7 separate regions of the Mus musculus genome follow, and all the other regions are linked to region 1. Evidence: chromatin loops called from intact Hi-C (ENCODE). Cell type or tissue: left cerebral cortex. All regions are shown on one strand. Links, peaks and the distances in the headings refer to the core of each region. The heading gives the core; the rest is flanking DNA.

What was found. Peaks named below come from ENCODE experiments on the same cell type or tissue, not always from the same donor. Only the 100,000 strongest peaks of a DNase experiment are listed, where the experiment ranks them.
Region 2: it touches region 1 in a loop (6-fold over the local background); 18 of 42 quality-filtered maps call a loop at or near these places.
Region 3: it touches region 1 in a loop (3-fold over the local background); 20 of 42 quality-filtered maps call a loop at or near these places.
Region 4: a loop joins it to region 1, with 7 times the contacts of the local background. A loop is called at or near these places in 3 of 42 quality-filtered maps.
Region 5: it touches region 1 in a loop (4-fold over the local background); 7 of 42 quality-filtered maps call a loop at or near these places.
Region 6: a loop joins it to region 1, with 7 times the contacts of the local background. A loop is called at or near these places in 26 of 42 quality-filtered maps.
Region 7: it touches region 1 in a loop (4-fold over the local background); 28 of 42 quality-filtered maps call a loop at or near these places.

The regions. Positions count from the first base shown.
Region 1 is chr11:87,659,993-87,664,512 of GRCm38, reverse strand. It overlaps Rnf43 (ring finger protein 43), which reads right to left and starts at 1,426. Exons shown (of 10, transcript NM_172448.4): 1 at 1,291-1,426; 2 at 1-377. In left cerebral cortex, for the core only: a CTCF peak has its summit at 2,010; DNase peaks (open chromatin) are centred at 1,515 and 1,978; H3K4me3 peaks cover 993 bases.
Region 2 is chr11:87,734,406-87,738,925 of GRCm38, reverse strand. It overlaps Rnf43 (ring finger protein 43), which reads right to left. Exons shown (of 10, transcript NM_172448.4): 10 at 3,387-4,520. It overlaps Supt4a (SPT4A, DSIF elongation factor subunit), which reads right to left and starts at 1,375. Exons shown (of 5, transcript NM_009296.2): 1 at 1,258-1,375; 2 at 653-759. The coding sequence starts at 1,326. In left cerebral cortex, for the core only: no CTCF peak of the experiment used is centred there; DNase peaks (open chromatin) are centred at 503, 1,496 and 2,002; H3K4me3 peaks cover 1,898 bases; H3K27ac peaks cover 1,280 bases.
Region 3 is chr11:87,721,266-87,725,265 of GRCm38, reverse strand. All of the region lies in intron 3 of Rnf43 (ring finger protein 43), which reads right to left. Among named protein-coding and RNA genes, the nearest start is that of Supt4a, 14 kb to the left of the region's middle. In left cerebral cortex, for the core only: a CTCF peak has its summit at 2,182 (motif pointing left); no DNase peak of the experiment used is centred there.
Region 4 is chr11:87,947,577-87,952,096 of GRCm38, reverse strand. No RefSeq gene overlaps it. Among named protein-coding and RNA genes, the nearest start is that of Olfr464, 35 kb to the right of the region's middle. In left cerebral cortex, for the core only: a CTCF peak has its summit at 1,923 (motif pointing left); DNase peaks (open chromatin) are centred at 1,921, 3,235 and 3,658.
Region 5 is chr11:87,815,036-87,819,035 of GRCm38, reverse strand. Lpo (lactoperoxidase) reads left to right here. Exons shown (of 13, transcript NM_080420.2): 4 at 487-641; 5 at 1,185-1,302; 6 at 1,609-1,738; 7 at 2,418-2,624; 8 at 3,815-4,000. Among named protein-coding and RNA genes, the nearest start is that of Lpo, 9.1 kb to the left of the region's middle. In left cerebral cortex, for the core only: a CTCF peak has its summit at 1,870; DNase peaks (open chromatin) are centred at 1,652 and 1,816; H3K4me3 peaks cover 714 bases; H3K27ac peaks cover 249 bases.
Region 6 is chr11:87,768,937-87,773,456 of GRCm38, reverse strand. It overlaps Tspoap1 (TSPO associated protein 1), which reads right to left. Exons shown (of 32, transcript NM_172449.2): 13 at 3,575-3,779; 14 at 2,874-3,046; 15 at 1,683-1,798; 16 at 1,291-1,400. Among named protein-coding and RNA genes, the nearest start is that of Tspoap1, 11 kb to the right of the region's middle. In left cerebral cortex, for the core only: a CTCF peak has its summit at 2,245 (motif pointing right); DNase peaks (open chromatin) are centred at 833 and 2,277.
Region 7 is chr11:87,758,777-87,763,296 of GRCm38, reverse strand. Tspoap1 (TSPO associated protein 1) reads right to left here and starts at 2,756. Exons shown (of 32, transcript NM_172449.2): 1 at 1,569-2,756; 2 at 753-860; 3 at 388-516. The coding sequence starts at 1,895. In left cerebral cortex, for the core only: a CTCF peak has its summit at 3,510; DNase peaks (open chromatin) are centred at 1,893, 2,392, 2,798, 3,509 and 4 more places; H3K4me3 peaks cover 3,204 bases; H3K27ac peaks cover 3,491 bases.

The DNA.
Region 1 (4,520 bases), core at 80-4,079:
AGCCCTCCGTTTCAGAGAGCCAAGTCAGATTCTGGTCCTTCCTTTTTCTAACGTAGATTCCCAAGCACAGGGGGTATTCCTGATTGGGAGCAGAAGATGGCCTTTTCAGCCCACCTCTGGGGCAGGTATGTCCTTTTCTCCCATCGTCACTGCGAATACAGAAATGCCACCTCTTCTCTTTGGAATTTCCAAATGTGCTTTAGATACAAACATGGATTGGTATTATGTCAGATCACTTGCTGCTGGTCTTCCATATGTATCAGATTCCTGAGGCACTAAACCCGAGGCCGATGAAGAAAACAAGGTCAGTAAACGGCTAAAGCAGCGCATCGGAGGTGAGGGAGGAACTTCAGCTCAGAACACGAAGACATGCTGCCCTTTTTAAGCCAGAAAAAAATGTCAACCATAAATGGCTAAAGTCCATGAGGAGGTTTTCTTTTGAATAGGGGAAGAGTGGGAACTAATCAGGCCCCACCTGGAGGGATGTCTAATGATGCTGAAGCATATACTCTTAATTAAAATGTCCATGCTAAATTGTGTTTCAGCATAGTCCAGAGTTCTAGGCCTACTGAATTTATATACTTTTAAAGAACTACAATATATTATTTTGTGTGTGTGTGTTCCACCAAAAGTGCCTGTAAAATTAGGCACAAATTCATATATCTTTGACATACGACACAATTAATCTGAGTATCAAAATCTCTTCCAACTTCCCTTTTGAGATACTTGAAAAGTTTAGCTTTGCAATTATTTTCCCAGCTAAAATTCATATTTCTGTTTCCACTTTCCTTTCTCGTTTAGGGATCCCAGAGTTTATTCTCCAGTCTGAGAATGCCAAGCGCTTTGACTTTCCTCAGAATGCTGTGGAAACACATCCAGACTTTACAATCTGTAATCTTCTAGATTCAGGAGAAAAACAAAGGACTATTCCTAAGTTTTCAAATTCCTTGAGGGGGCGGAGAATAAAAGATAGGGGGGTAGAGAGGCTCTAAGTTGAGCGCCCTGAAAAAAATCAGGCTGAGGAGACCTGGGTTATTTCTATGTTCCTAGGAAACTTTGGACTCTTTATAAACATCAGATTTTTAAAATGCGCACCCTTAAGTAACTATAAATACACTTCACCCACAAAGTATGCTGCCTTTTGAAGTCATTTAAAAATCCTATAAAGTCTTCAGAGTAAGTGCTGAAAAGCCAAGCGTCTGAACGCAAACCTGTTCTATAGATTCTTTACTTTCGCTGAGACAGAGGGAGGGAGAAAACACGAAAGAATTTCAAAAGAAATCTGCAAACCTGTTGCGCTGTCGGGCCCACTGGAGTCCACGGCACGGGGATGAAACAAATTCAATTGTGCATTTATAAATCCTGCTTTAAAAAAAGACCTGAGCTGCTTAACCCAGTACGGCTCCGGCTTCCACCTTCTCACTCTGCAATCAGACCAAGTGCTCGCACTACAGGTAGGTGCTGAGAAATTCCGAAGCCCGAAAAAGTAATCCACGCAGATCAGGCAAAAACTTATTCCAAGACGAGAGCTACTGTCCTCCTCAAGAACTCTGGAAATGCTTAAAGATGAGCCAAAATCATCTCTAAAATCTAACAAAAGTCTTCTCCCTCCGCCTCTGTACGGAATATCTTGGAAGAGATGAGAAACGAAGCAGCAAATAGAACAGTCACTACCCAAATCACAGAATATCCCAGAGGGAGAAGACGGTATCCCTGAATCATGGACGGACTTGGAAGTTCAGGAGGAGGCAGGGTTGAAGTGCTTCCTTTCAAGAAAGACAATTCTGGATCAGCTCCCTACAGCAGGAAACCTGTGGTTTGTAATTGGTGTACCAGCTCTGACTTCTTCCCCTGGGACTGCAATCACGCTCTCTACCTGCTGACAAAGTGAGGGTGGAGCCGCTACACGCAAGCCGGCCCCTCCTCCTCTTGGTGCACGCACTCACTAATTTAACCAAAAGTCTTCTCTCGGTCTCTTTCTGTCTCTTGCTCTTTTACTCCCCCTAGTGAGCGACAGCCCAACTGCATGCAGTTCAATCAGTCCTTACCTTTCCCCACAGGAGATAAATCAGGGCCACCCAAATGTGTCTATTCTGTAAGCACTAGCACACTGACGGCGGTATGAGGAACGGAACAGAAAACAAAGACATCCAAAAGACAAAAGAACGGCGCAAAGTCTTGCAGTTACAAATTCAAATAGATCTCTATTCTTCCCATGTTTTAGTGTCTACAAATGGCACAAAGCCAGAATTGAGAGATCTTATACTGAGTACTTGTTGCTTATGTCTGCCACTGTGAATAAAGACTTCTGCATAGCTTTTCTTCAGTTCTTACTACGTTCAGTAGTTCTGCCTAAACTGCACCTGGATGGATCTCTCGAATCAGGTTGCTGTCAGAAGTCTGGAATCTGTTATTTCTCTCTTACTCTTTGGGTCAAACCTATTCTTCCAGTGTAAGACTCTAAGTTAGTCTGCATATAGAAGCTAAGCATTAAACCTATGCTTGGAGCTGGAGCAGTGGCTCAGTGGTTAAGAGCACTGGCTGCCTGTTCATCCAGAGGGCTGAAGTCTAGTTTTCAACATTTACATGGTGGCTCACAACCATCTACAACTCCATTTCCAGTGAATTCAACACCCTTGTCTGGCCTCCACAGGCACTGCAGACAAAACACCCATACACACAAGATGAATCTTTTCTTAAAAGTTAAATATGTCTAATAAAAACAGTATAGGTAAAGAGATTAAATTTAGCTAATTACTACCTTCATGCAATATAGTTCTTTGTAAATCTTCATATTTGAATACTGTAATATTTAAATTTTCAAATTATATTTGACATTTCTTTTTAAAATTGTATTTGATATGTATGGATGTTTTGTCTGCATGTATGTTTGTATACCATGTGTGTGAGAAGCCAGAAGAGGGTGTAAGGCTCTGTGGAGCTGCAGTTACAGATGTTTTAAGTCACGTGTGAATGCTGAGACTCAAACTCTGGAAGAGCAGTCAGTGACCTTAACCTGTGCCATCCCTCCAGCCCCATGGTCAGCATTCCATGGTTGAACTAGTAGAATTTTTCAAAATTCTATTCATAAACAACAATGTGGACATTCAACTCTGTTGAAATGTATACATTTTAAATGATTATGAAGAAGTTCTGTGTTTTAATTTAATATATAGATGAACCTGTTTGGGCATGTGTAAAAATGTGGATAATTAGCCAAGCATAGTGGCTCACAACTGTAATATTAGTAGTCACAAAACTGAATGAGAAGGACTGTTGTTAATTGGAGGCCTGTAGAGTGAGTTCCAAGTCAGTCAGTTATATCAGGACCCCCTGTCAAAAAAATGCCCTGTGGATAATTGCAATGGTAGGCTTGCTGTAAGGATTAAGTAATATAGTATCTCAGAAAGCATTAAGTTGCCCACTGATATTTTTCTATATAGGTTTTAGATGGTCTCAGAGTTTTATAGTTAATAACTAACCTGGGAGAGAGAAATTCTAATTTTTTTCTTCAAAAAGGGGGTAGGTGTCTTGTTTTTAGCCCAGGCTAGCCAAAAACTTCTGAAACTCCTGCTTAAACTTTCTAGGTGGGATTACAAGCATAGTCTATAGTGTTTAGCTCTGAAGTAAATTTGTTTGAATTTTTAAATGTATAATTCTCTGTGTGTGTGTATGAGAGAGAGAGAGAGAGAGCAAGAAGAGGAGAAGAAAGAGAGAGGTGGAGTGTGATGGGGGGTACGGGTGTGAAGATCAAAGGACAACTTTGTGCAGTTGGTTCTCTCCCTCCACCTTTACAGGAGTTCTGGGGTCCAATTCAGAGGTCATCAAGACTGCATGGGGCTTTACCTGCTGAGCTGTCTCACTAGCACAAATGTTTTGCTCTTAACCATGGCAATAGAGTGACATATCAAAATAATGAAAACTACATGTAATTATAGAACACTAGTACAAGTTAAATATCTTCAGGGTAAAGAGAAACAACAAAATAACTTCTAAGTAGACCGCACCTTTTCCTTCTTGAAACTCACAGAGTAATCAACTAATAGTTAATATACATATTTAGTTGAAAACTAAAAATATAAACTTATAAACTTGGTTGTTCTCTCTCACGGAAATTCTGAAATCTAGAAATGATGAAATAAATCTTTCATGAACTTGGGATCAAGCCAAACAACCCTGTACTTTAGTGCACTAATACATAGTTCACTTACATTACCAAAATAACAAGGTAGATTATTATTCAAATTAGGTCTGATATGCCATGGCCTCTTCCTGAAAATGCTGTAGATAGCACTGTGTTCTTTGTGGTGCCCATGGCATCTAAATGCAGGGCCTGTGCATGTGGGGCCAGTGCTCTGGGTCTCAGTGGCGTCCTCAGCCCCAGCCTCATCCTGCGCATCCGACAGAGCATCCTTAGCAATCACTTTCCTGTCTGGATTGACTAAAGTTACTGAAGACGGCTCATCCTTTTCTAAAACCCAGGACTCTATGAAGTATATATAAGAACTGTCCTTGTTCTT
Region 2 (4,520 bases), core at 218-4,217, 74 kb before region 1:
CTACTGAAAGAAAGATGAAATTTCAAGACCTGTAAGTCATATAAAGTACTCAGAAATTGCTGGTTGTTTGTGAGCCTAGAGGCTGCCTGGGGCTGAGAAAAGAGAAAAACAAACCTGGGTATGCCCCATAGTTAAAACATTCCTGGGAACATCTTGACCATAAGATAAAGGGGAATGTGAGGACATAACAGGGCTATCTGAACTGAGTCAACTACTCACAGAACTCTGACACCCTGCACGTACATGTAATCTTTCTGTTAATGTTTGAATAAGCCAATAGTGTGTCGCTATGCTCAATTCCACACCCCTAAGCCCCTTACCCCATAAAACCCCCAAGCTTTCGAGCCTCGTGGCCGGCATCCGTTATCTCCTGTGTGGGATACATGTCGGTCCGGAGCTCCGTAATTAAACGTCCTCATGTAATTACAGCAAGATGGGTCCTCGTGTTTCTTTGGGTGCTCTCACACTCCTGAGACTAGAGCGGGGGTCCCCGAAAGGGGGTCTTACACTACAAAAGTTTACAGCTACTGGGCTGGACACATAGACTAGCTCTCAGAACTGCTGAGACCAGCTAGTCTTATGACCTCAAAAATCTATCCCATATTAACTTTCTGGGTGCAGAAGTAAACAAAGGCGCGTGAAAGGGGCTTACCCATCAAATGAAGAGCTGGTGCAGTCATAAACCATCTCTCTGTTGCCCTTCATTTGTAGGTATGCATCGCAATTGTCACACCCATCATATTCGAACTGGTCTATAGTCTGGAAAGAAAAAAAAAAAGCAAGTATGAGCATGAACAACGCCTTAATATTTCAACAAAGCCAACCTCTTCGTTTTCTATACAACCCAACACCCTCTCCTCTCCAAACTGTTCCTAAACTCCACCCTCATACCTTTTTGCTCGCGTCCCTAATTCAGCTTACATATTTTCTAGCCTCTTTGGGGTCAGGTACCCTCTCCTGCTACTCTCTCGGCTGCTCTGGCTCCTAGTGTCTTTCCAGTCCACCACAGCAAGTTCACCGAACGTCTGTCGGGGAGACAAACTTGTGCTCAGTTATGCCGAGAACTGCAACGCAGCCCCCAGTAGGCACAGCCACCCGGCTCGCGTTCCGTGGACGGAAACAACGGCTCCCTTAGGCTTTCGGGCTTCCCACTCCCCGAATCTCAGAGCCTTCCTTTCCTGTGTCTGGCCCCATTTCACCCTCTTTCTCCCGTTTCGCCTCCCCGATCGCTCCTACAACCAAGGCCCCAACGGACACCTTGACTAACGAGCACAGCAAACAAGCCCGCAGATGCCGCAGGTCCTTTGGTACCGTCTCCAGGGCCATCCTCACCGATACGACAACACAGGTTCCTCCAGCCGCAGGAAGTAAACAGACCATTACCCAGAATGCCAGACGCGTCGGGCACGCAGCTTCCGCTTCCGGTGCCGGCCATCGCAGGCCCCGCCCCTCCCTCCCCGTGGAGAAGATGGTTCCTCCCGCGGGAGCGCTGGGCGGGGCCGCCCGGTCACCTGGGCCGCGCGCGCGCCCGTCACCTGGTTCGCGAGAGCGAGCGGAAGACGGCGCGCGCGCTGGGAGCTGATGCGCCCGTAGGGGCGGGGCAGCTGGGGGAGGTTGGAGCATGCGCAGGAAGCGTGGAGCGGGGCGACTGGCGGGACTGCGCCTCGCGACGCGGGCCTTTTGATGGAGCCCAAAATGCTCTGGCCTGAGTGCTCTTCAGACTCCCGAGGAAAACCTAGATTGTTTTGTCTGCTTGTTTTATTTTGTTTGCTCATTTATTGAGACAATGCTAATTCCTAAGTTGGCCTCTGAGTACGGGACGGTGATCTTGAACTCCTGATCTTCCTGCCTTCACTTTCGGAGTTCTGGGATTATGGGCGCGCACCACCACGCCCGGGTATTTGACTTTTTGACACAAGCCCCTCGTCTCAGTGTCCGGAATGCTCAGAATACAAGCCCGCCGCTTCGCGCTAGGTTGTTTTAAGGCTCGAGGCAATGAGTCTTGCCTTTCTGGACGCCTGCAGAGACAAAAACCCGACGAGGCCCCACCCCTTCTTGTAACTGGGAGAGCGTGATAGGGTTTCGTTTGCGGTCCCCAGGAATGCTAGCTTGAGCCGTGCCGACGGGGAAAGGGGAGGCGTGTTGGATAGAGGGAAACGCGTATTTAATTCCTCCTAAAAGCCTCTCGATTGCGCGCCTGGCTCATAATTTACGCTTTGTAAAACTCTCGGCACATTTAGACATAATTCCATGGGAACATCTGTGGATTAGGTATCTCACTTCTCATACTCTAACCCCACCCCAGCTGCCAATGTGCTTACTGTGTAGGACACAAAATTCCTCCTTGTCTCCTTAAATGGCACCGAGATAATATCCTGAGCAAACCATACAGAAATACGAGGTCTGGTGCGGTGTGAACAGAGCAAAGGCTCTTGGAATGTAGGCAAAAGCCTGGTCATTTGTGTTTATCTGAATTGGAGCGCTGGGATATAAATAGTTGCAATCCCGCTGTTCTGTCCTTCCAGCCCTTCTCATTGAAACTGAGGGACAGCAAGACTGATTCTAGGCTTTATCCCAAACTGCATCCACATGGGGTTCAGTGACTGGGTTTTAGATACTTTCTAGCACCGGGAAATCTCTTTTCAGTTTGGAATACATTTTCACTGTGCTATCTCATGTAAGCCTTCTATCATCTCTGAAGGAGGATCATTTTATTTATGGTAAAAGGCAGGTATCCTGCTGAGGAGCTGGCTCAGGACCCACCACATATAAGTGGGATTTGATGGTCTGCTACTCTAACCATAGCACTGGGGGCCAGAGATAGGCAGATCCCAGGGACTCCAGGCAAGTTCAAGTGAGAGGCCCTTGTTGTTTGTATGTTTGTTTGTTTGTTTGTTTTGAAAGTCTTTATTCTGTAGCTCGGGCTGTCCTGGCACTTGCTGTATCGATTAGGCTGCCCTCACACTCCTGTGAGTGCATGCACGTGTATGCACACATTCCAAGGTTCAGTATTTGCTTACAATATTGTAAGGTCACAAAGTCAGTCAGTGAAGCACCAGAGTCACCAGCAGCCCAGCACAGATAAATGACTGAATCATGACGAGTACCAGGCACGCTGCTCTCTCTGACCTTTCTGGGGCTTTAAACCTACCCTATCTGACCAGCTTTGATATCACCAATAGCATCCGAAACCAGAGGGAATAATGGTAAATGCCTATGATCCCAGTAATTGGGAGGGGGGAGAGGACCAGTCTGAGGTTATATCTTAGCTGTGCAGTGAACTGGGAGTCAGGCTGGGCCTCAAAAATCCAACAAAAGGAAATAGAGAAGATGGAATTGTTATCCTGAGTGAAAAAATCATAATGAAACAAAACCACAAAGCCAGATCATATTTATGGATAAATATATTAGCAAATAAATACATTTTTTCAACATAGTGCCTGATTCAAGCATCTTTCTGTCTGGTTCAGATATAAATACCCATGTGGGTGCCTGGATGCCAGTCTCCCCATTGACTCTGAGGAGAGAAGGTTCCCAAGGAGGATCCCATGTCCATTTTGCCCCCACCTTCACATTGCAGGCAAGGATACTGCCTGAGGGGCTGACAGTGGTCAGGATGCTGGGACAAAGCCACAGGAGGCACCATCAGCCCTTACCCACGTGGTACAAGCTGCCCGGGCCAACTTTCTGCTCCACTCCCACTTGCACACCTTCAGTTGGGTTGCTGGTTTTGTATGGCTTACACTGGGAAGGTGGGCCTCCGGGCCCTGCAGACCCACGAGGTTACATGTCGCCATTCTCCATCTCTGCTCCAAGAACCTCTCAGAGAGGACTCCTGTAGTTGTGCCTCCTCTGCCTTCATCCCATTCCCCCTCTTCCCAGGTGCAGTTTAGTAGACTTCCTTTCTGCCTGCCTTGGACTTGGAGGGAGGAAAGCTTGGAGTATTGATTCCCCTCCATTCCTGGTCTCTACCTCAGAGGAACTGGAGTTACCCGAGTGACAAGGAGTTTGATAATCAAAAGATTCATCCCAGGCAGGTCTGTAACAGTCCCCACCTCTGGGACAGACCTCTATTCCTTGGCTCCCCAAGCCTGCAGGCTAAGATTGGTGTAAGAACAGGAAGGAAGAACCGCTCCTCCCTGAGCACCAGCCAGGGAGAAGGTACAGAGAGACCTCTCTTGGGACTGGGGCTCACCTAAACTCCTTCTTCTTTTGTAGAAGACAGGAAATGATATAGCTGAAGTTGCCCCCAGTGAAGCCTTGAAAGGAGGTGAGACGTGATCTCGCCTTCAGTGAACCCACTGGCTTGTGTGAGCTTGAAGCTGGGGCAGAGGAGACCCAGCAGGGGGAGACCCAGCGGGGCTTGAGGAAAGAGCAGCACCTTTACATCTAGATATTCACTTATAGCTTCCTGTCAAAAACTCAGCCTTGAGGAGTCTACCCCACAAATGCATACTGGATACTGGCTGGCTGGCTGGCTGGCTGGACACAAGACTTTCTGCACTGTAGGTGTGTTCTGC
Region 3 (4,000 bases), core at 1-4,000, 61 kb before region 1:
TCCAGCGTTCTAGGGACAGAAAACAAGATTTAGGGATGAGTAATGGTTCAGCTGGGACTCTCTGTACCCCTGCCCACTCACACCCAAGAATAGGAGCTACGAAGTGTCTGAGGTATAGAACCTGGGAGACAGAAAGGATGGGTAAGGTCCTACAACCAGAAACCCAGGCTTGGAAAGGCAGTGCAGAAACCTCTCTGGGGACCTTGGGCCAGCAAGCAAGCAAGGCTCCACCAGGAGCCAATTCAGGGTGTGCAGAGAAGGAGCCGAAATCCTGTCTCTTGATCCACTAGACAGCAGTTAAATTTTCCTCTACAGACCACAGTGGCTGTTTCTGTACATCATCTGCTTAGTCATAATATAACAGTGCCTACTACACCAGAGGTACCAAGGCATTCAGAAGGTTAAGACCTCCCCATGCACAAAACACCGATAATGCTCACAACACATTTAAGAGCAGGGGTTCTCAACCTTCCTAATGCTGAGACCCTTTAACACAGCCCCTCATGTTGTGGTGACCCCCCCAACCATAAAATAATTTTGTTACTGCTTCATAACTGTAAATTTGCTACTGTTATGAATCATAATGTAAGGATCTGCTACTCAGGATGGTCTTAGGTGTCCCTTGTGAAAAAAAGTTATTCGACCCCTCAAAGGGGTCAAGCCCCACACATTGAGAACCACTGCTCTGGGGCATAAATGAAAGGAACAGTTCTCACTTCAGAATGCTCTTCCTTCTACTACCTGGTCCCAATTCGACGACACAAATGCTTAACACACACACACACACACACACACACACACACACACACACACACACACACACACACAAAACAGACAAATTCGAAGCAGCCCCCTCTGATGGTGGAAATGGCCTCTTCGACCTGCTCCCAGCGGCTCCGAAAATCACAGCCTTAGCAGCAGATCGTGTTGAAAGTTCATTTGGCCAAAGCCCCACATCTGCTGGGAGGAAGGCTAACGGGAGGGATTTCTGCCTTTACAGAGCTGGGTCAGGCTGCAAAGATTCAACAGGCCCAGTGGCACCAGGCTGCCCTTGAGGAAGGGCAGAGGGAAGGAGAAGGTGTCTGTTTCTTACTGAGAGCTACCCTTCCCAGAGTGCCAAAATGCCAACCATAACTCTGCTCCCGCTATTAGCGGTGAAACTTTGGGGCAACTCCTCCGGGCTTCCACTTTCCTCCCTGTAAACTGGGACAATAACGGACCCTGCTGCAGAGAGCTACTGTGACGACTACATTAATTAGTCCACATAACGTATTTATACTTATGCCTAGTGCATGCTGTTAGCTATTATATCAACTATTATATATGGTTTGTGTATGTGAGTTCAGTTATTCCTTAGGATTCCCTAAGACAGCCAGGAACCCAAGACTCAGAGGATCCGTGGACACTGACACTGTGTCTGTGGACATGGCGACAGCTGTGAGCATCCAGAACTTCAGCCTCTACAGTACCTACTTTCTGGTCTGTTTTGTCTTAAGGTGTGGTCTCACTATGTAGCCCAGGTTAGCTTCAAACCACAGTCCTACTACTGACTTAGCATTCCTGCATGCTGTGATCATAGGTGCGTGCTACCATGTCCAGCGTGAGAGTCCCTTCTCTTAACCACTGGGTGGGGGTCATCTTGGGACCCAGCTGCGTGTCTCTGAATCTGATTCCTCCCATTTGTCCAGCCATGATGAGGGAGGGGAGCTGTAAGGAAGCAGACACCAATCCAGGTGCCGTGGCAGGAGCAGTCACGAGAACGGAGAAGTCAAACAGAATTATGGTGAGGGTTCCAGAGAAGAGCGAGAAGGTAAGATAGAAACAGACAGCTTTTGTGAACTGTAAGAGCACACAAGAGAAGTCTGTCCAGTGGTGGGACATACACTTGGAGTGAGCAAGGCTCTACATTGAATCCCCAGTCCCCAAAAAAGAACAAACCAAAATGAAACAAAACGAACCAGCAGCACTGAAGGGTGTTGAAGGGTGATTGCTGTATGAGACAACAGAATGGTCACTGTCATCATTTACTGAATGATTGGCACTGAATAATGCGTCTGCATCTGTGTCGTCCCACTAGATCCCCATAACTAGGGCAGGAGAGATGACTCAGTGGTTAAGAACACTGGCAGCTATTTCAGAGGACCCAGGTTCAATTCCTGGCACCCCCACATGGTGGCTCACAATCATCTATAACTTCGGTTGCAGAGGATCTGATGCCCTCCTCTGGCCTCTGAAGGCACCAAGCATGCACGCCTATGGTACACAGATGTGCATGCAGGCAGAACACTGATGTCCATAAAAAATTAATTAATTAAAACTATCCTCATGGTTATTCATGTATAAATCCCATTACTACTCCCCTTTCACAAATAAGGGATCAAAGCCTAGCTCAGATGGGCGAGCCAGAGTATATGTCATACTGAAGGGTGGCTGCTGAGGCTTGTGCCCGCTCCTGCCATGGCACCTGGATTGGTGTCTGCTTCCTTAGCAGCTCCACTCCCCCATCACCTGTTCTAGAGCTCCAGTTCTGCCAGAGATGTGGCCTGCTCTCCCCCTCCCTCCCTCTTCCCTCCCCCTTCACTTATTCATTTTTAAGCATTTTATTTTACGTGTATGAGTATGCTGTCGCTGACACACCAGAGGAGGGGATTGGATCACATTGCAGATGGTTGTGGGTCACCATGCAGTTGCTGGGAATTGAACTCAGGACCTCTAGAAGAACAATCAGTGCTCTCAATCACTAAGTCATCTCTCCAGCCCCATTTAATTTTGAGAGGGTCTCAGATATCCTAGGCTAGACTTTAATTTGATATGTAGTCAAGAATGACCTCGAACTTCTAATCCTCCTGCCTCTACTTCCTGAGTGCTAGGATTATGAACATGTACCACACCCGACTTCCCATTAATATTAAGATAAAACAGAACAGAAACCAATCTGGGTAAGTGATTTTTCAATATTTTTCTTTATCAAAGGCCTTATCTTTCCCTTACACTTCCTAGGAACCATAGCGTGTGTGTGTGTGTGTGTGTGTGTGTGTGTGTGTGTGTGTGTGTGTGTGTGTTATATAATTTGTATTAAAACACTGAACTTAAGAGAATTCTATAAAGCCAAAACAAAAGTAAGTATTTTAGATTTTGGTTTGGCCTGTGAGATTTTTGAGACGTTTGCACAGCTCTTTTGAGCTGGGAATCCTAGGAAAACTCCATTTGGCTGGGTCAGGTGATGGGACCTGATTGGCATGCTTGGGAAAGGACAATTCCCTTAGCAGAGAGAGAGAAGCCAGGTGTGATGGCTCACCCTGACCGGCAGTGTAACTGGGCTGAGAATCACTTAGGGAATTAGGAAAGGGTACCTACTGGGGGATGTGTCTGTGAAGATGTTTCTGGAGAGCTTAATTAAAGGAGAAGCCCTGTCCTAATGTGGGCAGTACCATCCCACAGACTGGGCATACACGGGTGCAGGGCTTCCTGGGCCACTCTAATATGAGCTTCTCTAGCCACCATGTTCTCCTTCCATGGGTACCTCAGTATGGGCATAGAAGTACTGAAGCCGTCTACTATGGTCTGAAGTCTCTGAAGACATGAGCAGAAAATAAATCCCCGCTCTCTTAAATTGTTCTCATAGCTATTTTGCCACTTCCACCAAAAGTTTAATGCACTATGTAAGGGTTGCCTTCACGGAAGAACAGGACCTATGGTTACCAGGGATAGCAGCCAGGTGCTCTTTTAAATCTCTAACATGGGGCTGGTGAGATGGCTCAGTGGTTAAGTACACTGACTGCTCTTCTGGAGGGCATGAGTTCAAATTCCAGCAACCACATGATGGCTAACAACCACCCATAATGAGAGAGAAAAAAAAAACCCAAAAAACAAAAAACCAAACACACACACACACACACACACACACACACACACACACCACAAACCTTTGGGCCAGAACGAGCTGGGGCCTGTGCAAGAGGGAGAAGGGAAGGGGAAGAAAAATCCCTAGCATGCTTTC
Region 4 (4,520 bases), core at 203-4,202, 290 kb before region 1:
TCTGGAGCATTGAGGCCAGACAAGGCAGCCCAGCTAGAAGAACATATCTCACATACAGGCAACAGCTTTTGGGATAGTCCCTGTTCTGTTCCTTTGGGACCCACATGAAGGTCAAGCTGCAGGTACACATGTGTCGGGAGGCCTAGGTCCAGCCTGTGTATGCTCTTTGCTTGGTGGTTCAGACTCTGAGAGCCCCAAGGGTTCAGGTTAGTGTACTCAGTTGGTCTTCCTGTGAAGCTCCTATTCCTTTCGGGGCCCTATCCTTGAATTATTAACACAGACAAGTGCTGAAATTCTAGGCATGTCCTACCACACTCAGCTTGAAGTTCTATATATAAATATTTTTTTCCAAGACAGGGTTTCTCTGTATAGCCCTGGCTGTCCTGGAACTCACTCTGTAGACCAGGCTGGCCTCGAACTCAGAAATCTGCCTGCCTCTGCCTCCCGAATGCTGGGATTAAAGGCGTGTGCCACAACACCCGGCTCAGCCCCTGTCTTAAAGTGTGATTTGTAAATATTTTCATTCTGTGGCTGTTTTTCACTTATAATCTTTTTTTTTTCTTTTTGTGTAGAAGTGTCTTAATTTGGTGTAATTTCATTTGTCTACTTTTTTAAAAATGTTATTATTTTCTGTATATGGGTGTTTTGCTTGCATGTATGTATGCACACTGTGTGGATGCCAGGAATCAAACCCAGGTCCTTTTGAAGAGCAGCCAGCACTCTTAACCACTGATCCATTTCTTCACACACCCCCCCCCCCCCAATTTATCTATATTTTCTTTCCTTGCCTGTGCATTCGGGGTTGAGAAATTCAGTTACCAGTGAGCTGATTGGGTCATCTGCTCTATGCAGATGGAAATCATGAGTAGGTAAAGGAGTGGGCCCTCTAAAGTGAGTAGTCCTGGCCCTCGAGTGCTGATGCCTTAGGGGCGGACCTTTGCTCCTTACAGCGGCCATGGTAGCAATTTTTGAGACTTGTATGTGGGTATCCTTGACTTCAAGGCTTGGAAGCTCCCGGGACCTCTTCTAGTAACCAGGGTCCACAGTCTGTCACCCACTGGCCCCGCCTTCTGGAGTCCAGACACCGCCTTTTCTCACCTCCTTATTGCTGCCATCTTTCATCGGCTTTGCCACTTCTCTTCCACCATCACTTCTGCCTCCTGTTGCTGTCCGGAATTCTCCTGCTGCCCCTCAAGGCTGCTGCTACAACTGCTGCTGCAGTGGCCGCCGGTCCCACTTAGGATGCAACTGTCCTTATCACGTTCCAGTTCAGCCCATTCTACTTATGCTAAAGTCACAAGTAGCCAAAGGACATGCTATTTAAAATTCCCTGATGCTTCGGGTTTCTCTCTCTCTTTCTTTCTTTCTTTCTTTCTTTCTTTCTTTCTTTCTTTCTTTCTTTCTTTCTTTCTTTCTTTCTTCCTTCCTTCCTTCCTTCCTTCCTTCCTTCCTTCCTTCCTTCTTTCTTTTCTTTTCTTTTCTTTTCTTTTCTTTTCTTTTCTTTTCTTTTCTTTTCTTTTCTTTTCTTTTCTTTTCAACTTTACTTTCTTTTATATGTACGGGTGTTTTGCCTGCCCATAAATCTATGCACCACTTTTTGTGTTTGGTGCTGCTGGAATGTCAGATCCCCTGGACTGAGTTACAGACAGCTGTGAACTGGCATATGGGTGTGGAGAATGGAAACTGGGTCCTCTGGAAAAGCAGCCAGTGCTCTTAATTGCTAAACCATTTCTCCAGCAATCCTGCTCCTCCTCTTTCTTCTCTTCCTCTTCCTCCTCTTCCTCTTCTTCTTCCTTCTTTTTCTCCTTCTCCTCTTCATCTTCCTCCTCTTCCTCCTCCCTCCTCCCCCTCCTCTTCCTCTCCTTTTCTGCTACACGTTCCCTCCCTGTCATGTCATGTGGCAGAGTGCCGCCTTGTGGCCAAGCTCCATGCTGGCTTATCTTCATTTTTCTGCTCTCCACAGCCATGAGATTTATAGCTTGTTTGCCTGGGAGTTTTTCTTTTCAGCTCTAAAAAACTGTCCTTGAGCTTCTGTTTGATTCTGTCCCTGTGCTCATTAATGACACTAAGAGCCCAAGAGGGGACCCTGATTTCCCCATTATCATATGGTGGCTTTGGTGGGGCTCCCTAAGATCTTCCAGCTTCTAGCTTTAGTTTTGTAACTTGTGGAGAAAACAAAAACTCTTTCTGACTCCTAGGTAGTGTTCTTTCTATAGACCTCCCAGAGTGACACTGTTTACTTGGGAATCTTCAGTAATGTAGGCATTACGTTCCTCTTAGAATTTCTTTGCTTTTAATTATTTGTACCTTAAATTTTATTGCGTTGTGCTTCAGTTTTTGTTTGTCTCGTGATAGCTTTTAATCCCCGCTCTCATTTCTTCCCTAATTGTTGCTTAGGAACCCAATGCTTAGTCCCCATGAATGTGTTAGCTTTTCCTCCTCCTAAACCATCCTGTGTTCACTGTCTCGAGGCAGACAGTGCCCTGCTATGGTAGTTCAGACTGTAGACACTTGCCTGGGCCACATCCCTAACACATGTATTGTGGGATGTAAAACCATGCCAGGAAGTTTGGTAAGGTAGAGCAGGTTGAGACCTGGAGACTTGGTGGGCACACACCTGAGGCTTAGATGACTCCCAGATCCCTGCCAGACTCCTGGCTAGGAACGTGTGCCACATAAAAGAAAGGTGTCCTATGGTCATATAGGCTCAAAACAGAGTTCTCCATGCTAATGAGGTACCTAGAGGCCTGGGGAGCTTAGCCAATATTCCTCCCTGCGAAAGTTATTTAATCTCAGGCCCACCCTGAGAAGTTGGGTATGGTACACTACGCATACATTTTCCACCATGACAATAAACTGTTTAGAACCATGGACTGTCTCTTTTCATCAAGATCCACCATGGGGAGTCATGAAGAAGGCATTCGCCTATAGAGCTACTGTTTAATTCTCCTGTAGAAGGCCTCTCTGTGCTCCCAGCCACAACTGCCACTAAGTCAAGCTAAGGACAAGACAGAGCCCCCCTTTTTTCCCCCGGGGCCCCTGGCTAGAAGCTGTCCCCAGCCCATGGGCCCCTGATTCTGCTCCCAGCAGTGCCTGGATGTCCCAGAGTCTGAGAACCCCATGGCCCCTGCCTCATTACAGGTCTGGGGACCCCCTAACCAGCTCATGTTTTCCCACATCTCAGACTGCGGTCCCTCCATCCCTTCCTCCGTGGTGCCTGGCGCTTCTTTACAGCACCGCAGCAGCAGGTGGGGTAAGCGCAGTCTACTCCCTGCAGAGTTCCACCTCCTCAAGTGGCTGGACTTAGGGAGGCCGCTCATGCTCCAACCATTATTATCTCTGCTTTCATTCAGCAGAAGGAAATATATAAAATGCCAGGGTTGGCTTGTATTTAATCATTTCTCTAAATGACATATTTATTTTTAGAAATAAGTCACGAAACCAAACAATCAACAGTAACTATACAAAAAAAAGAAACAGAAAGTTGTCTTTCATTAGACTTTGTGTATATAATAACACCAGTAAAGGAACAACCCAGCAGACGCTGCAGTATAAAGAAGGGAGCACACTCCAAACAATCCTGCACTGCTCCTCATGTGGGCGTTTACATGCAAGCTCGTGTTTCCTTAGCTTCTTCATTAACTTTTATGTTGCAAAGTAGATTTACTGCTTTTTAAATGTGCCTTCCTTATTGAATTCTACCAGATAATATTGTTTTTCTAGCCTGGGTGCCCCACTTCGAGCTTTTTCCTTAAAAATGGAATTTAGAATAAGTACAAACCGAGGCAGTTGCTAGTTTCATGATGGTGTCATAGATGACTGCCGGTGTTTCCAGGTTTAGAAAGACAGAGTTGATAACAAAGACAAGGTTGACTTTAGCAGGCTTTATTACTGTTTTGGAGCCAGTCACAGTAGTACTCTCCTGTCACATGCATGTGTGGTCGTGGTGGTGGGGATTGCTCTCACCGCCCTGGGTGAACATCTCTCTATTTTCCCCTTATGTAGACTTTCATGTCTGGAGCTCATGTTTTTCTCTTACTGTTCCTGGGGTTTAGGGTAAAACTCTCAGTTCTATTCAGATGTGGAAGAATATACCTTTAATCCTAGCACTTGGGAGGCAGAGGGATATCTGTGGCTGGTCTTTGCTACTTTGTGGGTTCTTTTTCCCACCTGTTATCCCCCCAGTCTCACCCCCATCACTAGATAGGAAAGAAAGAAGGATAGAAGGGGAGAGAGATAGAGATCTCTGAATCCAATGTCTTTCTTCTTGTTTCTTCTTTGAGCACAAATACTAACAAACTGCATCCAATTCCCCTGAATGACCAACAACCATCAACCTTGCCTGTCAGAGCCCTAGCACTTATCTACCCTCTGAAAAGTTCCTAGAATTGCAAAGGTCACACAATCATATCTGCAGCTAGCAAAACCACACCTCTGATAGAGCACGAGGCAAATCCTCATGCAGTCAGTCTGAAGGGGCCCCATTTCCACACACCTGGGAGTAAAATGAAAACACATTC
Region 5 (4,000 bases), core at 1-4,000, 150 kb before region 1:
TCCTGAGATGTTCGGCGTAGGCTGGGTGCTTCCAGACACAGACTCCACACCAATTCTAGGTCCAGATGCATGGGCAGAACTGGAGGCCCATGTGTGTCCTCGTTCTAGAATTCTTAGGCTATAAAGCTCGGCAGTATACCAGGAGTTCTCAAGTCTGGATTCATCCATTGTAGGACCTGGGTGGTCTTAAGACGCCCAGTTTGTTCTGACATAATCAGGACACAAACAGCTTGGCATTCAGGAATCTTTTGGTCCATCCGCCAGCTTTACTTAAGGCCAGACTTAATGTTCCACGGCCTCTGTGGCTTCCTCCTCCCTGAAGAGGTTTTTTGTCAGTATCAGAAGAGACAAGGGGAAGGTGCTGAAAGCCCACATTTACTCCTCAGAACCCTTGAGGCTTTCCCTGTACAAACACTACTACCTTGTGCCTCTCCCGTGAGCCTCACACTTCTAAGGAACCTGCTCATGATCCCCATTGGTTCCTAGGCTGAAGATGGCCATGACAACCAAGATACATAGCACCCGTCATCTGTCAGATTATCTCAAGCATGCCAAAGGCCGGACACGCACAGCCATCCGGAGTGGGCAGGTGTGGGAAGAGTCCCTAAAGAAACTGTCTCAGTTTCTCACCAATGTCACAGGTAAAGAAAACTGGCTAGACTTCTAAAGAGAGGAAGGGACCATCAGTACAGAACAGAGGTCACCAAGAGCTGTTAGGGACTATTTACACAGAAAGACAAGTCCACCCTCCTTCCTAAGCCCAAAGGACATACTGGCAGACCTCAGCGGTCCCTTGGGGACAGTTAAGCCAATGTCCCTTTTGCAGATGAAAGAACTCCTTGTGACAAGGTTATATTGCCAACTGATAGAGAAGGGGCATTTGTGTTCAGTGTGTTGTGTGTGTGTGTGTGTGTGTGTGTGTGTGTGTGTGTGTGTGTGTGTGTGTGTGTGTGTGTGTTTTAAGGTGTCTGCCTGGAGGAAATGCCAAAGTCAATAAACAGGGTTTCCTACCCCAAACCAGTGTTCTCTCTCCTGTAGGTGAAGCCTCCGGCGTCAGATAGGTTTGCTGGGAGTATGTCTCAAGAGATGAAACTTGCATTCTCTTCTGGGTTACACCGAGCTGCCATCTCTAGTTTGTTGCCAGTATCTCTGAACTTGACCTGTTTGGGGTTCTCTTGTTTCAGGTCAAGGCCTGGACTTGACTTTGCTCTCTTGGGAGGCGGGCTGTGATCCCCCTGCTCCAACAATGACTTGCAACATAAGTAGCCCTTACCGGACCATCACTGGATACTGTAACAACAGGTGACCCTAACACCCACCACCCCAACCACATCTTTGCCCCATGGACTCTGCTGGCACAACTCCTGAGTCCCTCTGAAGAGAACATATCTCCAGTGAGGCCACTTGTGACCCACTGGGAACGGTCCTTGCCACTACACAGACAGTCCTAGATTTTAGGGTTGAGAAAATTCAGAAGCTCACAGTGCAGAGGGCCCCTCCTCCACATCTGCTTTTCCTCCCGCAGAGCTCAGGTTGAGGAATGCAGGATGAGGGCGGCAAACTGGAAGGCCACCTGCTGAGGCTGAGAGCCTTCTTATTGGGTTTCAGGAAGAATCCAGCGCTGGGATCCGCCAACAGGGCGCTGGCTCGATGGCTGCCCGCAGAATACGAGGACGGGCTCTCCCTCCCTTACGGGTGGACGCCGGGGAAGATGCGGAACGGCTTCCCTCTCCCGCAGGTGAAGGAGGGCGGGGTACAGGATGGGAGGGAAAGAGCCAAACGCATAAACATCGCACTCAGAAAAGGAAAATAAGAGGCGCGACTGAGATTAGGATTTGCGCTCTAACGATATGTTCCCCAAACTGCCGCGAGGGGTCAGCAGAACCCGGGGCGCAGGCAGGTGGTGGTGGTAATGACCCAATTGTCACAAGCCTGATACCCTGGGGTCTCCCAGGCAGATGGTTTCCTTACACTAGTCTACTTGCGCCTACCGTGTCCCAGCCCCTGGAGTGCACCAGCTGTCGTTTTCCTGTAGGTCCGATCTGTTGGCCTCGTCTGAATTGGCAGCCAGTCCCCAGGGTCTCTCTTCCCATATCCAGAAGCCTGGCACTTCCATCAGAGGCAGTCAGAAGCAGCTTGTCTTTGTTTTCCCTCTCCATAGTAAGGCTTCTTGACTATTGTCAAGTCATGCAGACCCAGGTTTAATCCCATCCCGGTCCCCTTGCAGCTGCAGGACCAAGAGCATCAGCTTCCACTCTCTAACGTTCTATGTCCTCAGCTACAAAGTGTTATCATGCACCCAGTACCTCACAAGCTCCTCTTGGGACTAGATCATAGGTCCTCAGCAATCCGGTGTTGACTTTTAATTCTCAGCACATGCTTTCCCAACCTGACCTCCCCGCTCCCTCCATGTGCAGCCCCGTGAAGTCTCTAACCAGATTGCAGCCTATCTGAATGAGGAGGACGTTCTGGACCAGAAGAGATCCATGCTCTTCATGCAGTGGGGTCAAATCGTGGACCACGACATGGACTTTGCCCCTGAAACTGAAATGGGGAGTGATACCTACACCAAAGCCCAGTGTGACGAACACTGTATCCAGGGAGACAACTGCTTCCCCATCATGGTAGGTCTCTGCAGCCAGACGGCTGTCCCTGACCACTCTCCGTGGATCACGTGTCCCTTGCCACTTCCCACGTAGCACACATCCCCAGCCGGAAGATCAGGATCTCTTGATAGCTTTGGATGCTGCTTCATAGCTTTATATCCGTTCATGTGCTCAGCCATTCACTCAGTAATTAGACAGTAAGAGTATTCTGTGTCAGGGAGTGCAGCAAACATTGGGGATTCATGGCTGTTCTTGCTCTCAAGGACAAAAGACTGGCATGAAAGTGAGCGTGTAAACCTATTGACAGAATCGCGAACTCTGTGGAGGGCTGTCTGCACCCCCACTCAATGGGTTCTGAGTCTCCTGGGGGCTGGTGAGAAGCGCAAACTGTCATGCCTCACCACCAGCACCAGCCCTGCTAGGTGTTGGGAGATATAGTCTGCATTTTTATCAAAACACATCCATTCGTCCCATGCAGCCCCCATCCAGCCAAGGGATTCATCCTATACTTAGTTTGTGAAACTAAGTAAGTTCCCTGGAGGATGGCTTCCGTTAAGGAGCTTCGGCAGGGGCGAGGAGTGTCCAACAGCAGCGCAGGAGAGAGCGGCTTGAAGTGGTCTCTTCTTAACCATAAAGTTTGTACTCAGTCATTTATTCACTCAAACAACAAAGCGAGAGTCTGTGCTGTGGCATAAATGTGAAAACAAAACAAAAAAAAATCTGAGCCATGGGCTGAGTCTTACATCTTTCCCTCCTAGTTTGTGGGTGCTGAGACACGTTAGCCTATTGAGCAATTGAGACCATTCTCTAAGGTGTAAAGGACTCGGCGGTCTGACTCACAGGCTCTCTGAGGTATACATAGCGAGCGGTTGGCACAAGGCAGTTCCAGGGTCAATATTTCGGTAGTAATTACTAAATCTCATGTCATATGCTGCTTGCCCGTCTCAGGCTCTCAGGAAATCCTCTTTGCCATCTCTGAGAGCTTACTGTGAAAGAATGAATTATTGCTTTCAGCTCTTGCACATCAGGATATAATGAACTTTGGAGTATCAAGGGCCCGGGAAGTGTATTATCAATGGGAGGTATCTAGGGCCAGTGTCTGGCTGGGAAGTCACTGTGAGCATCTTTTCCTCCAGCCTGACCCTGGGAAGCAGTGCCCGGACATAGATTTTTTTTTGTGTAATCATCCCCAACCCATCTCTCTACAGTTCCCACCTGGTGACCCTAAATTAAAGACTCAGGGGAAGTGCATGCCTTTCTTCAGAGCTGGATTTGTCTGCCCCACACCACCCTATAAATCCCTGGCCCGAGAGCAGATCAATGCTCTAACCTCTTTCCTGGATGCTAGCCTAGTGTATAGCCCTGAGCCAAGCCTGGCAAATCGACTTAGAAAC
Region 6 (4,520 bases), core at 242-4,241, 110 kb before region 1:
AACTGTCTCTAATTCCACTTCTAGGAGATCTGGCATCCTCACACAGACAGAACATCAATCCACGGAAAAATAAAACTAAAACAATCATTTTGCTAGGCAGTGGTGGTGCACACCTTTAATCCCAGCACTCAGGAGGCAGAGGCAGGCAGATCTCTGTGAGTTTGAGGCCAGCCTGCTCTACAGAGAGAGTTCTAGGACAGCCAGGGCTTCACAGAGAAATCCTGTCTTGAAAAAACCAAACCAACCAAACAAACAAACAAAAAAACAACAAGAAAAAATGTGATGGCTCATCAGTTAGGAGCACTCGTTTACTCTTGCAAAGGACACAAGTTCAGCTCCCAGAACCCACAAAGGCTCCAGAGAGTCTAATGTTATCTTCTGGACTCTACAGGCGCTCATGTACAAGGAAGGACCTAGGTACCAACCTCAGTAAGAACAAATATCAAAACAACAAATACAGAGATAAATTAAGCACAATTCTCCTGGAAGCCGTTAACCCAGCTCTTCAGCATCTACCCTTCTGGGGAGGTTAGCTGTTAGGAATACAAAGACGGGCTTCAGCACACCCAGTAGCTGCTCTTGGAGCCCTGGAAAGGAACTAAGCAGGCTCCAAAGCTCTTGGTGTTCACTCAGATCCGACCCATTTTCTAAATCTCTGCACATAGATGTGGTCTATGCCATGTTTTAAGCACACCTCACTCCATGATCTAACCTTCCCACTGTTGGAGGATGCAGCTTGGAATGCCAGCCAGTGGCACTCTGGAAGAGGCTCCTGTGGCCACTCATCCCTTCTGAACATTCTAGCAGCTGATGTAGTCTCAGTGAGTCATAGACCCCAGCTGCATACTGAGGCCTGTGGTTGGCTCCCGTCAGGACCTGGACAACCTCCGTGAAACTCAGTCCTGCCCTGGCCCTGATACCTACCTACCACCTGTTCAGACCATGTGGTATCTGAACATGACCCCCTTCTCCCCATATCTGACTGGAGTCCAGCCCCCAGTGCAGACAGAGGCCTGACCGCAACTCTTGCCAGTGTTAAATACTGCCATTCTCTGCCTATGAGCACAAAAATGAATCTAGCCAAAATATCCTGTGACACTCTTTCTACCATCTGGACTGCTAGACCCTGGTCTCCTCCAGACCAATCACTTTCTCTTTCCCTGCTGGCTACCCCAAATCTCAGGGCATCCCTTAGCTGGGCTGGATTGAGTGTGCTGAGGAGCGTGACGGGAAGGTCCGAGGTCTTCAGGAGCAGGAGAATAGACAGGGTGATCCCTACAATCGTCCTACCTTCAAAAAAGCCATCCTCGTCCATGTTACCATAGATGTAGATATACTCGCCCGCTGTCAGAGGAAGCTCGGCCTCTGGATTCTCATTGGGACCCTCAAAGGGGTTGTAGCTGTTGGGGTAGTAGCAGAGGAGGAAAACCACCCTGGCTGATATCCCAACTCCATACCCAGATTCTCACCATCATGCAGCAAGCCTTTCTAGAGGCACAGTTTCTACTGTAGCCAAGTCGAGCATTCACGGTACCCATCTGGCCTCAACTATGCTATAAGTACAGGGTTCAGCCGGGACCCATGGACGACCTCTGCTATGTCCAGGAGTCTCCATCTTCATCCATACCTGTTCCCCATGCACCCCAATTCTGAGGGTGGCAGAGGGTGTAAGAGGGACCCACCTATAGCGTGCTAGGAAGACCTGGATTCTGGCTCCTCCCGAGTGACTCTCCGGAGCTGCTGGGAGCAGGGAAACACTGTCTACCTCCAGTTCCTCCACCTCACTGGCTGTGTCCACCTGGGGCGGGAAGAAAGAGTTGGTTCCTCTCAAAGGTCTAGGTTTCAAGGACACTGCAGGCAGAGTAGCTGGGGCTTTGAGAAGGGGACGTGAACGTCCCCTACAAGGCCTGGAGTTTCCTAAAGGAGACCTGAGACAGAAGGTCTGTGACGCACACAGCTTTCCTAGTCTGTGGGTGTGAGGACAACTTGAACCTTTCCCTGAGTCTTTGCTCCAACCCAGGAGATAAAGCTTCTCCCAACCCAACTGGTAGGCAGGTCAGAGGAGAGCAGGCGTCTGTGACAGTTGACTCCCTAAGGTCGAAACTCAGCAAACCATCTCATTGTAAAGAACTAGAAGCAAGAAGGAAGACACCCTTTGATTTATCCCCATGACTGTACCTCCTGCTTCAACCCCACTGGAACTCAGAACTTAGGGTTCCCCTGAGGCTAGCCCAAAGTCAGTGCCATCTTCCTATCCCACCAGGGGGCAGCAGAGGGCCAGGGCTGGGTTCTACCACTTTTCTGAAACTCCAGGTTAGTGTTGCTTCTGGCCTGTCCCCTCTGCTTTGCAGGATTCATAGGTAGAAAGGAGATCAGAAGAACTGTGGATGATGTAATAATAACCACAGCTGCCATACGTTGGACATCTCCTGGTGCCCTCATAATAATCTTACAAGGCAGGTTTGTCACCCACAGTGGACAGATAGGGAAACCAAAGCCCAGAGACACTGTGTGTGACTTTCCTAAGACAAAGTTGGGATCTGAATCAGAAACCTGTGCCCTTTCTCACATAAGTAACTGTTTCTACTGCGGTTGTGCATATGAACAGACTCATTATGTGAACCAGGCGCCAAACTGTCTCCTCCACCAAAGTCAAGGCTCTAGGGCCTCTCTGGACTCCAGAGAGGTACTGCTGGTAGGCAGGCCCTGGAGAGCAGGCTCCACCTGAGTTCCTACCCATAAAAGGAATCCACAGGCCTTCTATGTCCTAGCTTGGAATCACGAACCACCTAATTTCTTCCACAAGTCAGGACCCACCCCTGCCCCTTCCCTAAGCCAACACCAGAGCCCAAAGTCCCTGATCCAGCACTAACCTCTGGTGTGGGACATGACTTGGGGCTGTTGTGGATGGACTCTGAGCGAGAAGAATTAGAAAGAGACTCGGCCTTCTTAGCTGTCCTTCGAGGGATTCCAGTAAGGGTGGTGAGAGCAGGTTCAGAAGATTTGGGGGTGCAGCGTCCTGGGGAGCCCGGTGGGAGGTCAAGATCTAAAGAGAAGATGCCAATGGGTTTGGGATCTGTGGTCTGAGGAGGGACTGGGAAAACAAGGTAAACTTCCTGGATATGGGTATCTGGCCTTTATACCCAGATTTCTTAACAATAAGGGACATCGTTGAGGAGAAACTCACTGTGATTCATATATATCCGAATCCTCAATCGATCATCAATGCTTGATGAGATGCATTGAATTATTCCGACCTCATGGCTTAGAAAATGATTGCTTAGAGAGGTTAAGCACTATGCTAACGCCAATTGACTGGTAAGAGGGCGGAGCTAGGGCCACTACATCTGACTGGCCTTCAATTCTCCACTCTTCCTAAGACCCTGATACTGACTGATAGCACTCACCTCCCAGTTAGAGGCCAGTGGCCTGAGATCTTGGATTTAAGGAGGTGTGTCTTTAACTTGCCGTGTGACTTTGTATGAGTGGCTGGCCTCTAATCTTGAACTCCTTGCATTATACAAAGTGTCCAGATCTGAGGATTCCAGACCAATGTCACTAGAGGACTCCTCACCTTTGGGGCCGGACCCCTGGCAGGGCTGAGGGATAGAGCAGCAGCAGTGGGGGGGCGGGTGGTCCCCAAGGGCACTACAGCCCAAGGCTGAAGTAAGCAGATCCAGAGGGCCTGGGTGCAGACGGAAGGCCTGGAGCTCCTGAGCCAGAAGGCTGAAACGCTCAGTCTGGCTTCGGCACTGGCCCTCAAGCTCTCGAACCCGGGCCTGAAAACAAGATCCACTATGATTGGCCAGGCCTAGCAGAGCTGTACAGCGCTAGCCAACTCTACATAGTGCCACATCAGGCTTTCGTTTACACATGTGTCTCCGCCACCCCCAGCCTGAGCACCAACCTAGGGTACCAACTCTCAGACCCAGGCCAGTGGCACACTTGCCTCAGAATACTTAGAAGCCAAGGGGATCTCCTCAGCCCATCACCACCACCAACGACAACTCAGGGGTTTTCTTAGGAAAACCTCTGTGCCTCATTGTTCTCCCATAGGCAATGACCCTGCCCTCAGAGGAGTGGGCAAGAGGTTCCATGGGAAGCTACAGATGTCTTTATATAGAATGGGCCAAGTCTCAATTACCAGGCAAGTCTCTAGATCAAGGGCTCACCCACTGACAGTGTCATAGGGAACACAAGTCAATGGGTGACAAACTTCCTCATGGTCTAAGGCAGTAGGCGGTCACCGGGTGGTGGTGGCGCACGCCTTTAATCCCAGCACTTGAGAGGCAGAGGCAGGCGGATTTCTGAGTTCGAGGCCAGCCTGGTCTACAGAGTGAGTTCCAGGACAGCAAGGGCTACACAGAGAAACTCTGTCTCAGGGAAAAAAAAAAAAAAACCACACACACACACACACACACACACACACACACACGCACAGGCGGGAAGTCCCTGCATCTGCCAAGCTCAGTAGCAGGTCTGGGATAAGGACAGCCCTCACACTCTGTAAGCTCTCTGGC
Region 7 (4,520 bases), core at 256-4,255, 99 kb before region 1:
ATTAACACTACATCTCAGTTTAGGCTTTGAGGACACTGCTAATTCAGGGTTGCCACTATGATGGGTCTTCTCCCTGCCCCCCACTCCAGCTCCACACCCCAGATGAGCTCAGCAGGAGGCTGCAACCAGCTCCAGCACGTGTTAATCTAGAATTGTGCTCCCTGGCTTCTCAGGAGCCTCCTCATCCACCCCCTTTCCCTCTGGTAGCTCCAGACACCTTCAACCTTCCCCAGGGCCAGCATTTCTCTTTCTTCCGAACCCCTGAACTCCTGGGTTCCTGGGTAGTAAGTCTATGACTCCCAAGCCCACTCCTTGTGGCCCAGCCTTGGTTCTCCTCTTCCCAAGTCACCCAAGCCTCCACCCCGCTGTCTGTCCGTCTGTCCTCACCACCCTCATGTTCGTTTCCTGCAGCTTCTGTGCCCTCTCCTCCAGGCGCTTGGCAATGACTGCCAGTTCAGCATTCTTCCGCTTCAGCCTCCGTACCTTCTCCTCCGTCTCTGGGAAGCTGCTTTTTCTCTGACAAGGAGTCAGCCAGAGTTGGACTGTGTAGGGAGAATCCCACAGACCCATTCCTACTACCCAAAGCCCTAGGCTGGAGCCTGGGCACACAGTGAGATCCTTGGCAGTGTTAAGCAAGGGTCCACTGGGGTTGGGGCATGGGGTTATGTCACCCGTGGGTGCCTCCCTCCTTGGAGAGAATGTTTATAGGCTGATCGGGGGTGCTGAGGGAAACCTCACTCCCCAGGCCTCACCAGCATCTGGTTTTCCTCCTTCAGGATGGTACAGCGCTGCTGCAGCTCTCCCAGGGCCCTTAGCAGCTCCAGATTAGGCCTGTCCCCGAAGCCTATGTTGAACTTGGCCTGGCATAGGGAAGGACCGGGTACGGTGTCTCAGAAACCTACTCAACCTAGCCGGAGTCTTCCGTGTGCAACATCGCCACTCTATAACCCAAGGGGTGAACAGGTTCTCTCTTGTGTCCCAGGCCTTCAGAGAGGGGTGCTACCAGGACCTAAGGAGAAGGGACAGGCCCATCCTCCATGCCTTCATGCCTTCAGCGGCAGCCTCACACCATTCTGGGGCATTTCCTGCTCTTCCTCTATGCTTGCCTTTCTACCCCACAGCCTTTTAGGTAATGGCAGATCAAACTCCCTCCCCATCCGTCTAGACATCTTGGGTCTGTAGAGTCCCCTGCCCTCCACTAAAGTCCTGCTTCCTTCATCCTCTCCAGTAGCTAGCTCACTCACACCCACCCACAACAAAATCTTCCTTGGCTCAGCCCAGCACCAAGCCCACCTCCACACCCCCCAGCATACCAAGATTCCCCCCAGACAGACTCGTGGTGGAAGAGACCTAACATAATCAGAAAGAGACACATGTACCCACACTGAGGGCCAGAGCCAGAGAGAACAGAGCGAGGCCACTTAGATTCCCGTCCAAGGAAGGAAGGACAGATAATCACACAGGCAGACTCACAGACAGAGAGAGACAGAGACAGAGACAAGAAATGTGGGCAGTGGGACTACAGATTATGGCCAGTCCATCTTGCAGCCCTCTCCATCCTCTCTTACCTTATAAGCCTGTGCCTCCTCCTCCTCCAGCCCGGAACAGCTGTACCCAGGGCTCTCTGCTTGCTGCCCCAGCTTAGGCAGCCCGGTCTCTGTTGCTTCAGGATCAGTATTTCCGACAGGTCCAGGGCTATGAGCTCCCTCAGGCTTGGAACTCTCTTCAAACCTCAATCCTTTAACCTGCAGAGCTGTCGGAGTACCAGCAATGCTTGGAGATGCATCTCCAGGTTTGCACCCCTGGCCCTGAGTCCAGTGCTGCCAGGCAGGCAGTGCCCATGGCTCCATGGCTCCAAGGTCTCCAAGCCGTGGGAGGGTTGTCAGTTGCTCCATGGTTTCGGCAAGGGGCCCCCGAACCTGGACCTGGGGACATCACCAGCGGGAAGACTGACAAGGGTCATGCCAGACTAGACCATTCTCCCTGTAAGTGTTTGGCTTCACCGAGTCCATCAGAGGTTGGCTGAGCTCTTCCCACCCACGAAGGAGGGTTCAGAAGGTATCGGGGTTGCCAGACTGGAGCTGGGGTTTGCTCATGGTTCTCTCTCTCTCTCTTGTGTGTGTGTGTGTGTGTGTACGGGGTGTGTGTGGGGGGGTGAGAGACCACCACCAGGAGTGCCTGGCTGAAGGTATATATGTACGTGTGCCTCCAGGTCTGTCCCTGCAGGTCAGTGATGTTTTATTATGTGATTGGAGGATGAATACTCCGACTTGTGTATGTTGAGAAGGGTGGTGCTATGTGTCACTGTCTGTGCCTATTTAAGAGTTACCAGTTGTTTCTGCGTGGGGGTAGGGGCTGTCTGTATTGCAGGGCTGTGGCAGTGTGTGATGCTGTCGCCGGTCCTGTCTCAGTGTTGTAAAGCCCGGTGTATCTGTAGTGGCGTGTGTCTTTCAGTGTCTGTGAGTCTGGCCACCCATCACGACCACTCTGCCTGGAAAGGGTCCGCAGGAGTTCCTGGGAATGATCCCCAGTGATCCACTGTGGTCCTTTATCTCCAGCTTTTCTCTCCGCTGGCTGCCGCCGATCAGTTGCTTGCTGGGTGGCTGGGCGGTCCTAAGGAGGCCTGGGTCGATGGGCGGCTTGCCTCATAGTCTCTGCCTCAGCTAGTCTCAGCTCGAGGGACTGCAAGGGTCCCTCGCGGTCCCGGAGCTCCCCAAATGAGATGGTGGGCACGAAGGAGGGCAGAGCCTCAGAATGGGGAGTGGGGAGCAGGGGAGCATCATCATCCCTCCCTTCCCCCTCCTCCTCCCCTCCTGCCCACCAATAGGAAGTCAGCTGCTGGTTTCCATGACGATGGAGCTGGACTGGTGGGCTGGACCGGCAGGCAAGCTGGCAGGGTCGGGACAGTGGAAAGAGCAGGTTCCTTACTGGATGGTAGGTTAGAAAGCTACCCCCTCCGGACCCCCCAACATGGCCTCTTCATCCCCTTGACCCCACAGACCCTCACTTCCAGGGTGCAGAGGAAAGGGAGTAGAGACAGTCCTCTCCTTTCAGGCAAGACTGATGGGGATAGAACAATGTGACAGAGACCTAGCTGTAGAAAAGGACAGAGCTGAAATGGTGGGATTTGGAATAAAACAAAGAAATAAAAGTCTGAAAATAGAAAGACGAGCAAAAGGACAGAGTGTTGAAATAGGCTGAAAAACGACTTCAGCTTCCCCATGGCAGATCACATTTGGGGGACAGCCCAGCCTTCACAGGCTAGCAGGAGAGATCATAAGACAGGACCTTTTGGGCTGATTTTCCCTCAACCATCAGGAAGTTCATCTTCTGTCTAGCATTAGGCTTTATTTATTTACTTGCTATGAAAAAAAAATGGCTTTTGGGAACAAGGACATAGGAATTGCCCCAACCTAGGTGTCTGCCTGTATGTGGGGCACCTAGATCTCGAGAGATAAGAATGTTGCTCCTAGACGCAAGACAAGCCAAGGTCGAGGGCCCTCATGTGGCACCCCTATGGAATAGCAGCTAAAGCATAGAGAACACCCCCCACCCAGACAGTAGGCTCCACCCAGGCCAGAGCCAATGGAACTGGGTAGGGGTTGGAGTTGCATAAGAGAGAAGGTAACATTCATTTCTCTAAAGCAGTCTAAACATCAGTACACATGCTATGTCATGTAACTTTCAGTCAGCATGCATATGCATGTCATATTACATGTATGTATAGAAGAGTATGCATAGTATGTCTGTGTATACATGGAGATCACTGCATGTATGTGTGCTATTTTGTCTATGAATCTCATTGGATATATATCTGTGCATGGTTTTGTGTCATTGTATGTCTATTTGCTACAATGTCTATGTGCATGCAATTACGTATGAGTTTATCATTGCATTTTGCTATAAATCACAGATATCATGCCATTATACAGCACTAACACATTATGACATACATTGTCATATAATAATGTACAATGGCATACAATGATCTATGTACATGATAAACTTGCCTGGCATGATGTGCACGCAGTCTCTGTATATATATTCTCACCCCTCCATGCCTAAGGGGACTGTCTATAAGATCATCTCAGGATACCCCACTAAGTTCTCAAATGCTTAAGTCCTTTTATGTAAGGTGATGAAATATCCGCCCATGGCTTATACACATCCTTCTGTATACCCAAGGTCTCTTGCATGCTAGGCAAGCACTCTACCACTAAACCATATCCTCAGCCCAGCCCCACCCCACCCCCATGCCTTAAATCATCTCTAGATTGTTTATACCTATTTTATAATACGATGTGAATGTTAAAATAATTGTACTGTACTATTGAGGAAATCACAAGAATAACAAGCAAAGTCTATACATTATAAAGAGACAGCTTCCTCTCTGGTAAGAGTCTTAGCTCAAGCTGGTCCTTCCTCTTCCAGTTGCTGGGGTTGTAATTACATCTACAATTGGCTTGCAATCAAAAACACATTTTGTTTTTCAATCCTAGTCAATAGGATGGCTCTGTGGG